Linked DNA regions of Homo sapiens: region 1 is linked to region 2. The links are chromatin loops, found by intact Hi-C in ENCODE. Cell type or tissue: PC-9. All regions are shown on one strand. Links, peaks and the distances in the headings refer to the core of each region. The heading gives the core; the rest is flanking DNA. Region 1 has its middle 280 kb from the start of EPHA4. Region 2 overlaps LOC105373899 (a long non-coding RNA gene).

Region 1 (5,390 bases), core at 300-5,299, 210 kb after region 2:
CTCGTAATCTGCCCACCTCGGCCTCCCAAAGTGCTGGGGTTACAGGCGTGAGTCACTGCACCCGGCCATCAAATGAATTTCAAATCCCATCTTTGGTTGCATATTTCATGTTCTGTTGTAGTTTATGGATACATACACAGTGTACCCAATCACATCTCACTGGGTGTTCTAGCACTGAGTAAAAACCAAACATTTTTAATTAGAAAAGACACCAATTGTTAGTAATTATATCCTTTCTATTTCAACTATAGCTTTTGAAAAAAAATCTTGATATTTATTATACAGCTAAAATAGATGGTATGTCAGCCCTGAAGATTGCATTATCCTAGGTATTGAATGTAGCCGAGCTGCACAATATACATGACCCATAGAAACTAACTAAACTTTTAACTGGCCCATTAGCATTATAGATTTTCTTAAAAGTTTGTGTACTTTCTCCCCAACAATCAGAACATTATAGACTAGAAAAGCAAAGAACTCAACCCACCACCCTTTTCTGCTTAGAGCACTGTGGATGGTGGTCTAGGGAGATGCCCCTTTGGAGGGAATTATTTTTTCATCCACCTGCTCAGATCACTGTTGGAAGATAAATAACCCTCAGCTGTCAGCTCTCTGCCTTGCTGAAGGTGACACCTCCTTCCAAGGGCCCTCCACATCCAATGCATGATCTCACAGGGTTGTAAAGATGAAGGCTCTTTGCTCAAACATAGGAAAATTTCAAAAACCATTCTTACTCTAGGGATCTCCAAGAAGTCAGTGAGGCCTTCAATGGCACTGCTCAACTTCTCCCTCTGCCCCATGCCAATCTCTTCCCTTCTATGTCATAGGTATCAATCCCAAGAGCGTTCACTAATAGATGGCCTGAATGCTAATTTTCTTCTCAGAGGTTGCTTCCCAGGGAACCCAAGCTGGAAAAGTACACTTTAGTAATTGAGATGCGTTCTATAATTGTATTTTTCTTCAGTACTGATCCCAATGCACCTTTGCGAGCCATTCAGATTAAATACTCTTGCCCCTTTAGCACATTTTTTGGTGATAAATCAAACAAAAAGCCACTGAGTTTTCTCCCCCATAAGCAGTGGAATATGATTGCAAAGTCTCTGGAGTTGGTGCCCTGGTGGTCAAGCATTTCAGTTCTACTTCTAATTTTCTCCTCCAAGCTATGATTTTCTTAGCTGTCAAGTAGAGATAAGAATAGTGCCTACTTCATAGAATTTGGGGGGTGATTAAATGAGATAGAGTACAGAGTACAGTGGAAAGTTTCAGTAAATGTTTGCTCTATTTTCTTATGTATCTTTTGCTTATTACAGAAGAGCTGATTCAAACATTCTGCACATCACTAGTGTCAAGTAATTATAAAGCAAAATATCTGCTACCATGCCGTTGACATCCAACAGTGTCTTTTCATAAAAGGATTTTTCCAGAAGCTCATAATACTTTCTCTCCAAGCATAATATTGTCATTAAATTTTATATGCTTGTCAGTATACTGTGACTGGAACAAGATTTTTGTTTTTTTGTTTTGCTTTTTTTTCTATAAGGAAAGCAATTCTGGATGGTCTTTTCTCAGCCTTCAAAAAGAAAATGTATCCATTGAATGCTGGAAAGCATCATTTTATTGTTGTTCTAAAAAATATTGATAAACTTCCTAGTGTGGTGAGTATACTTTAAAATGATTTGAAAATTGGCGGCTCCGTACTGCTATCTAACAAAGTTTCATATCCAATGAAATACTGAAATCTTAAGAAAAAACAAAAGCTTGGTTCAACAAAATCAGATTTTTAGACATCCATTGTTCTTATTTGCACTTTTCTTTTTTAGCTTGTGAAAATTCATCACATTTAGAAACTCAGTTATCTCAGCACATGCAGAATCACATTCCATATTCACATCCAAGCCCTGTTCACTATTTATATTTACAATGTTGTTCGAAGTTGTGGTATTTGCTTTACTATTTTCATCACTACTTTCATGCTTCAGTTAACAACTTTTGAGCTACTGATTCATTTCTGTGAATCGAGAATATAACACCTTAGAAAAGTAACAATGAAATGTGAAAAGTAACAAATGTAAATAATAATATGCAAATGAGGCAATAATGAGTTAGTCAAGATAAATCTGTTCCCTGAATGAACCTGCAGGGAGAGTCATGGCGGTCCCTGTAGAATAAGTAGATTCTTTCAGAATATAATCGTTAATCATTTCTTTCAAATTCAGTAATGTATGTGAATAAATCGTGTCTTTGCATTTCCTCTGAAACCATCAAACTGCTTGCAGACCATGTGAAGGGTTGCTAGACCCACAGAGACCAACTAACCACACTCAGATACATTTGTTCTACCTACTGTTGCTTCTGTGTGGCTCCCCAGGCAAAGACACAGGTATCCATCTTGCCCAAAACCAGTTTTTCCAGCAGCGGATCCAACCTGTTCTTTTGAGCTGTGGTTAAGACTCAAAGTTCAGTCGAATTTGGTTACTCGCCTTAGAAATATTCAGTTCTACACAAGACAGATTATAAGGCATCCACCACTATTTGCATCAGTTAGTTGGGCTTATTAAGTGGGTCAAGGACTTTTTCTTATATTCTTGGGCTGCTCACAGAATAGATGTCTTGAGAATTAGCATAAAATTTAGCTAACCATGAAGGGAATTGTCTGAAATTAGGGTTGCCTGGGCTAATACCTAGTACACACCAGGGATTCTAAATTCTAACCCCAATTCTGCAAATCACTCATGGGGGGGGGTTTTAACTAATGATTTAGTCTCTTGTAACTGTCACTTCTTTTGAGCAAAGGAATAGATGTAGCTTTCTGGTGAAAAGGCAGACGTCAAAAATGAAAATAGAACAGACACACAGAAAAGGCTTCCCATGAAACTAAGATCCCATGAATGCACAAATAGATTGATTTATTATTACTTTTAATTTTAAAAATAATAGCTCACATTCATGGCTATTGGGATGAAAGTTAATGCCTTCAGTGACATCATGGTTTCTGTCTTCCCCTTCCCCCCTCATTTGCTTCTTATTCCCACGCCTGGAGGGAAGGGGAAGTTTTAACATCCAAGTTGTACGTCATGAGGAGATAGGGCTGGTGAGAGATGGATTGTCATTGTTATGGATGTCCAGGAGCCACTGATGTTGCTCGCTCCACATTAAAATGGGGGTATACAGAAAAATGTTGTCTCTGGATTTAACCCTGTGGGATCTTGGAAGGTTGGATCAAGGATACTGGTTGGGGTGGGGATAGGAGATAAAAGCGGAAGTAGGAGTGAGACCAAGGCAGAGGGGACTTCAAGTTTTCCTTGCATAAAGGCCAACTCTGTTTGGAGCAAAGGGAGACCAAGTTGGGATGGGAGAGGTGCAATATTGGACATCCCTTTGTGTTCTGTGTTCACAATCAGCTGCAAAAGGTGCCAGGTGGTACCCAGTGATTGAGGGCAGGGTTCCATTGATTAAGATGCACCGTATCTTTTAGAAAGTACCACTTGAGGAGAGCTGATCTCCTAGTTTCCTGGCCCGCCTCAGCAGCACCTGTGCTCTGTTCCCAACACAGGAGCAGAGGAAGCTGTGCCTGACTGGGACAGTTCTTCAGTCTCAGGGCTCACAGTTCAGAGCCCATGTTTACCAAAGAAATGTTCACCTAGGCCTTTAAGGCACTTTTTTAAAAAAAATTGAGAGTTTCTTTATAAATACTGGAGACATTAGGAGGGGATATTATTTCTTATTCTATGCATAGAATAAGAAATAATTATTATATTCTATACCTAGAATAGAATAAGAAATAAAGTCTCCTAGCAGAGTAAGCACTTGAAGCACATAATACAACTACACAGTGTTTAAACATCTTTATTTTAGAGGCAGAAAAAATATCATTATTTCTTTGGCATGAGCTTGAAAGGAGAATTTTTTTTCACCTATATAAACTTATCCTTTGAGCCTCGATTTATAAATTTGGAATAGGAATAACTATCTCTCTGTCACATAAACTAGAACATTTTTAAGGTGAGGAATAGACAAAATAAAAGAGAAAATGACTTGTATCTCTATTTGTGTGGGTGTTTTTAAAAAACAGTCATCACTTTGGTATGGAAGTGTCATTATATTTGTGCAGGATGACAAATTTCATATTATCTTTTTTATCTCGTCATATATTCACATGGTGTTAACAAGTCATTGCTACTCTGGCTTGATAAAGACAGCCACAAAACTTCAAAACAATCCTAAAAATCAAGCAACCATGGTGTTGCAATATTTATATCCCTGACAGGCGCCCTGCTGCTTGGAGTGAGATCTCTTACTTCTGTTCTCTATGCCTCTGGCTGCACCTGGTGCAAATAGCACACGTTCTCAGCTACCAGGTCATGCTTTCCAGGGCAGATGCAAATCACACCAGATTGGTAGCAGTGGGACCCCTGCCTACTTCATCCACACATTCTTTTTGTTTCATTGTGCATGGAAGAAATTATCAAATGCCAAATAGTTTCAGAAATGCCAGGGTAGAACGAAGAGCAATGGGGCCAGGGGATGAAAGCTTCAACATGGGAATTCAAAAATATCAGGTTGAGGGCAGGGCATGCTCCTGCTGATGCTGACTGCTCTGTGTGTGGACGCACGCGTGTGTGTGAATGAAAGAGGAAAGAAAGGGTGTTGGTGGAAACTGACAAGCAACAGGAAAACTGTTGTCAGAAACAGAAGTAAGATCTGATCTAATTAGAAAGGGTGCAAGATCAACCAGAAGGAATCTATTAACTGGCCACTAGACTCAACAAGAATCAAGGAGAAAAGGCTTAAATATAGGAAAAAGTTCCAGGCTGACAGAAAATGTCCAAAGACAGCAAGAAATTCAGAGAGATGTTTACACGGAGACTGGGGGAGCATGGTCAGCGGAAAGGCAGAATACTACTTAAAGGATAATACAGGCTGAACCAAGAAAAAATGCTGGAGAACTCAAAAAGAAAGAAATTTATTTTGTTTCTCACCAGAGAATGAAGTGCCCACCCAAGAGAGTTGGGGGAAAACAAGGACTGGAAGAAAGACATGAGGTTCTGGAAACGTCTCTCTACCTGGCTTGGGAGCACAGCTAGGAAAAAAGAAGGCAGGAAGTGAAACATTGAAAATTGAGGTGAATTGAATGAATGAATGTCACTCATACTTAAATACATACTTACCAACATATGGGATATCAAACTCTATGTGGAAAATATGGTTTTTTTTTTTTTTTTTTTACCACTAAGCTCTCTTTAACTATGTGTGTTATTCTGAAAACCTGCTAGGTGTAGGAAGCCAGATGAAAGTAAAAGAGAAGAGACGAAGTCAATTCTCACTCCAAATTTTTGTAATTCTGCAAAAGTGTTTCCAAGATCTGGTTATTGAAGGACTCCTCAAGAGGT
Region 2 (5,390 bases), core at 247-5,246:
CCTCCAGCAGATAACACAGTTCCAGGTATGGAGTAGGTACTCAAGTTTTTATGAAATAAAATAATAATATTTTAGGTTGGGAAGATCTTTCTATGAAACAAGCTGGCCCCAAATTCAATAGCTTAACAATCATTTATTCTTGCTCATGTTTCTGTAGTCAGCAGAGTCAGCTGATTAAGGCTCCAAAGCTGGGGTTGGCTCCAGGCCATGGCCAGCATTCAGGTGATTGTTGTAAACATATTTCAGGCCTCTGTATTATATTTGCTAATATCCCATTGGCCAAAGTAAGCCCTATGGTAGAGGCTAAAGACAAGGGGCAAGAGGAAACATTTGACAGTAGCGGAAAGAGCTACTAGGTCACATGGCAAAGGATGTGATTGCAGAGAATAGTGAAGAGCTAGGGACAATTATTTAATATACTACTGTCCACACTCTTAGGAACAATTATTCAACTCCCTTCTACATGAAAAATAAACTTACCCCCATCCTAAGATCTCCAAAGTCTTATCTAATCATGGTATCAAATTCGAAGCCCAGGATCTCAATATCTAAAGCAGTCTAGATTTGGTTTATCTTTTTAAAAAAATGTTTTTAATTTAATTAATTAATTTTTATTGATGCAGACTATAATAAATGTACATAGTTTTGGAGGTGCATGAGATAATTTAATACATTCATATAATTTGTAAAGATCAGATAATTTCTTGGGATATTGCAGTTCTTAGGATATCTATCACCTTAAATATTTGTCTTTTCTTTCTGCAATAACCATCAAAATTTTTCTATTCTAGCTATTTTGAAATATACATTATTATCAACAATAGTCACCCTGCTAATCTGTCTAGCACTAGGTCTTATTTTTTTCTACCAAACCATATCTTTGTGCCCATTAATCAACTTCTCTTCATCCCCTTCTACTGCCTATCCTTCCCAGCCTCTTGTAACCACCAGTCTACTCATTCTTCATTAGATCCATTTTTTAGTTCCCACTTGTGAGTGAGAACGTGCGATATTGTCTTTCTGTGCTGGGCTTATTGCACTTAACATAATGATCTCCAGGTCCATCCATGTTCCTACAAATGACAGGATTTCATTCATTTTTATGGTTGAATAATATTCCATTGTGTATATATACCACATTTTATTTATCCATTTGTCCATTGATGGGCACTCAGGTGGATTCCATGTCTTGGCTTTTGTGAACAGTGCTGCAATAAAAATGGAAGTGGAGGTGTCTTTTCAATCTATTGATTTGCTTTCTTTCGTGTATATACCCAGTAGTGGAACTGGTGGATCATACGGTAGTTCTAGTTTTTGTTTCTTGAAGAACCTCCATACTGTTCTCCATAGTGGTTCTACTAACTTAGATTTCCAGGAGCAGTGTACCAGGGTTCCCCTTTCTCCATATCCTCATCAGCATTTGTTATTGCCTGCTTTTTCTGTAAAAGCCATTTTAACTGGGGTGAGAAAAAATATGCTACAATAGTAACCAAATCAGCATGATACTGACATAAAAACAGACACATAGACCAATGAAACAATAGAAAACCCAGATGTAAACCTAGATTTGGGTTCTCTCAATCTAGAGATGTATTTTTTTCACTTTCAAAAAAACTAAACCTTTTTCTGAGATATTTTGATGTATTTCATTACTTATGTATTTATTTACTTAATTTTGAGGTTATGATGGTTAATCTTATTTGTCAGTCTCACTGGGCTACAGAATGCCCACATCTTTTTTCAAACCTTATTTTGGGTGTTTCTTTGAGGGTACTTCATTCTATTTCTCTGGAGAACTCTGACTAATACAGAGATATTTTGTGATACAGTTCTAAGTATTAGTACAGGTAGATCCCATGCACCTTGTCTTAGTCTATTTGTGCTGATGTCACAAAATTCCACAGACTAAGTAAGTCATAAACAGTAAAAATTTATTTCTCATGGTCATGGAGACTGGGAAGTCCTAGATCAAGGCACTGTCTGATAATGGTCCTGGTCTTTGCTTCCAAGATGGTGCCAGTTGCTGCATCCTCCAGGGGGGATGAAAGCTGTGTCCTCACGTGGTGGGAGGAATGGAAGGGCATGGAAGACTCTCTTCAACCTCAAGCTCTGTTAGAGGAGCACTAATCATATTCACAAGAAGGAGCCCTCATGACTTACTCACCCCCCAAAGACCACGTGTCTTAATACTGTTGCATCAGGGATTAAGTTTCAAAATAACTTTTGGAGGAGATACCACCATAGCATATCTCTATTCCGTTTCCTGTAGTGGTAAGGTCTTAAAAGCCTTACCCAACCCATACATCATCCCAACCAGGATATTGACGTTAACACAATCCACTGATCTCATTCAGATTTTCCCCATTTGTCTTGCACTCACTTATGTGTGTGTTTGCACATGTTTAGTTCTACGCAACGTACAAGTTTGAGTCTCTGCCACCACAGTCAAGATACAGAAGAGTTTCATTATCAGAAAGATCAGAGATGTACTTTTGAATGGATGAATAGTGCTTAAAAGAGAAATGAGTTTTGTGGTTAGCTACTTAAGTCTCACCCTTTAACATTGTGGAATTTATCACTGAGAACTTCCTTTCTTCTCAAATCAGGAAATGTGTAATGTGAAGTTAACCTCAATGTGATGTGCCAAGGGCATGTGAAATCACAAGGAGAAAGTGCAGTATTTACTGAGTGAGCAGCTATTCCAGTCAATGGTAAGTGATTTTTTTTTTTTTTTTTTTTGACGGAATCCGGCTCTGTCGCCCAGGCTGGAATGCAGTGGCGCAATCTCGGCTCACTACAACCTCCGCCTCCCGAGTTCAAGTGATTAGTAGCTGGGACTACAGGCATCCGCCACCATGCCCGGGTAATTTTTTTGTACTTTTAATAGAGATGGGGTTTCACCATGTTGGCCAGGATGGTCTCTATCTCTTGACCTCGTGATCCACCCGCCTTGGCCTCCCAAAGTGCTGGCATTACAGGCGTGAGCCACCGCGCCCTGCCGGTAGGTGATTTTAAAATTTACTTTTACATGAGAACGGCATGGGTAGGTCAGGCGCAGTGACTCATGCCTGTAATCCCAGCACTTTGAAAGACCAAGGCAGGAGGATGGATTGAGCCCAGGAGTTTGAGACAAGCATGGCAACATAATGAGACGCCATCTCTACCAAAAATTAAAATAAAAATTAGCCAGGCACAGTGGCTCTCACCTGTAGTCCCAGTTACTCTGGAGACTGAGGTGGAAGGATCACTTGAGCCCAGGAAGTTGGTGGCTGCAGTGAGCCAAGACGGCACCACTGCACCCCAGCCTGGGTGACAGAGTGAGACCCTGTCTCAAGAATAACAAACAGATAAACAAAAAATCCAGCATGAGTGTATTATGGAGTAGAATGCAACATTTCTTTTTATCGAAAACAAGACTTCAAAGATAGGCCCTGCACATTGCAGTCATTTGCGGCCACACTTGTAGATCCTTCAAATTACGGAATCATCTTTACTGTCCTAAGAGGTACTTTGATAAAAACTTTGAGAAACACTTCTAGTTAGCTTTTCATCTGCTATTTTCCACCTCCTTATTCAGGGTATGCCTTAAGGCCAGGGACTTGGCAGTTGCCACTTTGTTATTCCTGGCAGCAGCCAGCACAAGGCACACCACGGGAGAAGCATTCAACTGATGTTGCTTGAATGGCTTTGTGCCTTGCCTATTAGGGATATAGATGATCCTCTATCTAGATCCCTGATAAGAGGGTAGAGAAACCTCAGATTCAGTCTAGACTTTGATCTACATTGCCATGTGGCCTTGTGCAAACTACTGAATGTCTCTGAGTTTCCTTGTCTGAAAAATCCAGAATACCCATTACATGAGGTTATTTTAAGACTTAAAGGAAATACTGTGCCAAGTATTCATCACAATGATACAAAGTAGGTACTCAAGAAATGAGAGCTGTTACGACAGTGATATGGTTTGGGTCTGTGTCCCTACCCAAATCTCATGTCAAATTGTAATCCCAATGTTGGATGTGGGGCCTGGCGGGAGGTGATTAGATCATGGGGGTGGATTTCCCCTTTGATGATGTTCTCACAATACTGTGAGAGTGAGTGAGTTATTGTGAGATCTGATTGCTAACAAGTGTGTGGCGCCTCCCCACTCTCTCTTCCTTCTGCTCTAGCCATGTGAAGGCTCCTGCTCCCACTTTGCCTTCTGCTATGAGTAAAAGTTTCCTGAGGCATCCTTAGAAGCTAAGCAGATGCCAGCATTGTGATTCCTGTACAGCCTGCAGAATCATGAGCCAATTAAGCATATTTTCTTTATAAATTTCCTATTCTCAGGTATTTCTTTATAGCAGTGTAAGAATGGACTAATACATACACTGATGATGATGCTGGGATGTTGATGATATTAGCTTAATCTTAATAACTAACATAAATCATGAAAGAATTGTAAAATTAATTAACAAATAAATGAGGAAAGACATTTTCAAAAATAAATTTTTTCTTGCTCAACATCAAATATCAATTTTACTCCAGCTAGTAAAGAAGATAAAACTGAAGTCTATTCTAAGTCTACTAAGACATCGTAACATAAACAAACAAAATTATCAGTATTCTCTTCCCTGGATCTAAGCACTACATGAAAATCCCAAGTCTTACTCATATTTTCTAAGTTAATGAGGAATCAGATATAATCGATGATGTTATAGAGAAAACACTAAAAATAAAACAAATATATCTTGGAGAAAGCGTTTAAACATAGCTTTGAGAAATAAAAGCCTCTAGCATCATTTTTCTCTGTCAATTTTGGTAAAAGCATTTTAGGAAGATGCTTTTTACAAGACTTATCATTATGGAAGAGTGATAATATGAAAAGATCTTCTCTCAGACCTAGAGCATCTAATGAAAATGTATAATCTTCCATTCTCAGTTCGGCAAGGAGGTCTGGGTGCCACAACCTAAAAAGGGATTTTTTTTTTTTTTTGCCACTTTCTGTATTTATTCAGCCTGACAACATCACATTTTCCATAGCCTGTGATTGGGTGCCACACTGTCCATATTATCACACCTAGGTCAGTCTTTAATCAGAAGTCTTCATTTTCAAAGTGTCTCATGTCTATGAATCCACTGTCACATTAGTGGTGGCTGGATGGTGACTTCAAGGATATCTTTAGGTCCCATAAGTCCTAATAATTTAGAGGCATTTTCCTGAAATCATGAGTACATGCTTGCATATCCATCCAGGCAGGACCTGCTCCTAGAAGTGACTATCTGCTCCGAAGAAATCCAGAACTCTCTGGGGTGAGAGCACGGGGTGTTCCTAATGAAATAAATTCACAGGTCTCAATGAATGTCAGGCATGGCCTATAAGGGGGCCTGGGTGTCCGTTAATGGCACTTATT

Evidence for each region. Peaks named below come from ENCODE experiments on the same cell type or tissue, not always from the same donor. Only the 100,000 strongest peaks of a DNase experiment are listed, where the experiment ranks them.
Region 1: it touches region 2 in a loop (3.0-fold over the local background); 1 of 110 quality-filtered maps calls a loop at or near these places.

Annotation. Positions count from the first base shown.
Region 1 is chr2:221,846,073-221,851,462 of GRCh38, forward strand. No RefSeq gene overlaps it. Among named protein-coding and RNA genes, the nearest start is that of EPHA4, 280 kb to the left of the region's middle. In PC-9, for the core only: no CTCF peak of the experiment used is centred there; DNase peaks (open chromatin) are centred at 2,439 and 4,129; H3K27ac peaks cover 655 bases.
Region 2 is chr2:221,639,002-221,644,391 of GRCh38, forward strand. LOC105373899 (a long non-coding RNA gene) reads left to right here. Exons shown (of 8, transcript XR_923942.1): 2 at 2,607-2,711. Among named protein-coding and RNA genes, the nearest start is that of EPHA4, 69 kb to the left of the region's middle. In PC-9, for the core only: no CTCF peak of the experiment used is centred there; a DNase peak (open chromatin) is centred at 2,650.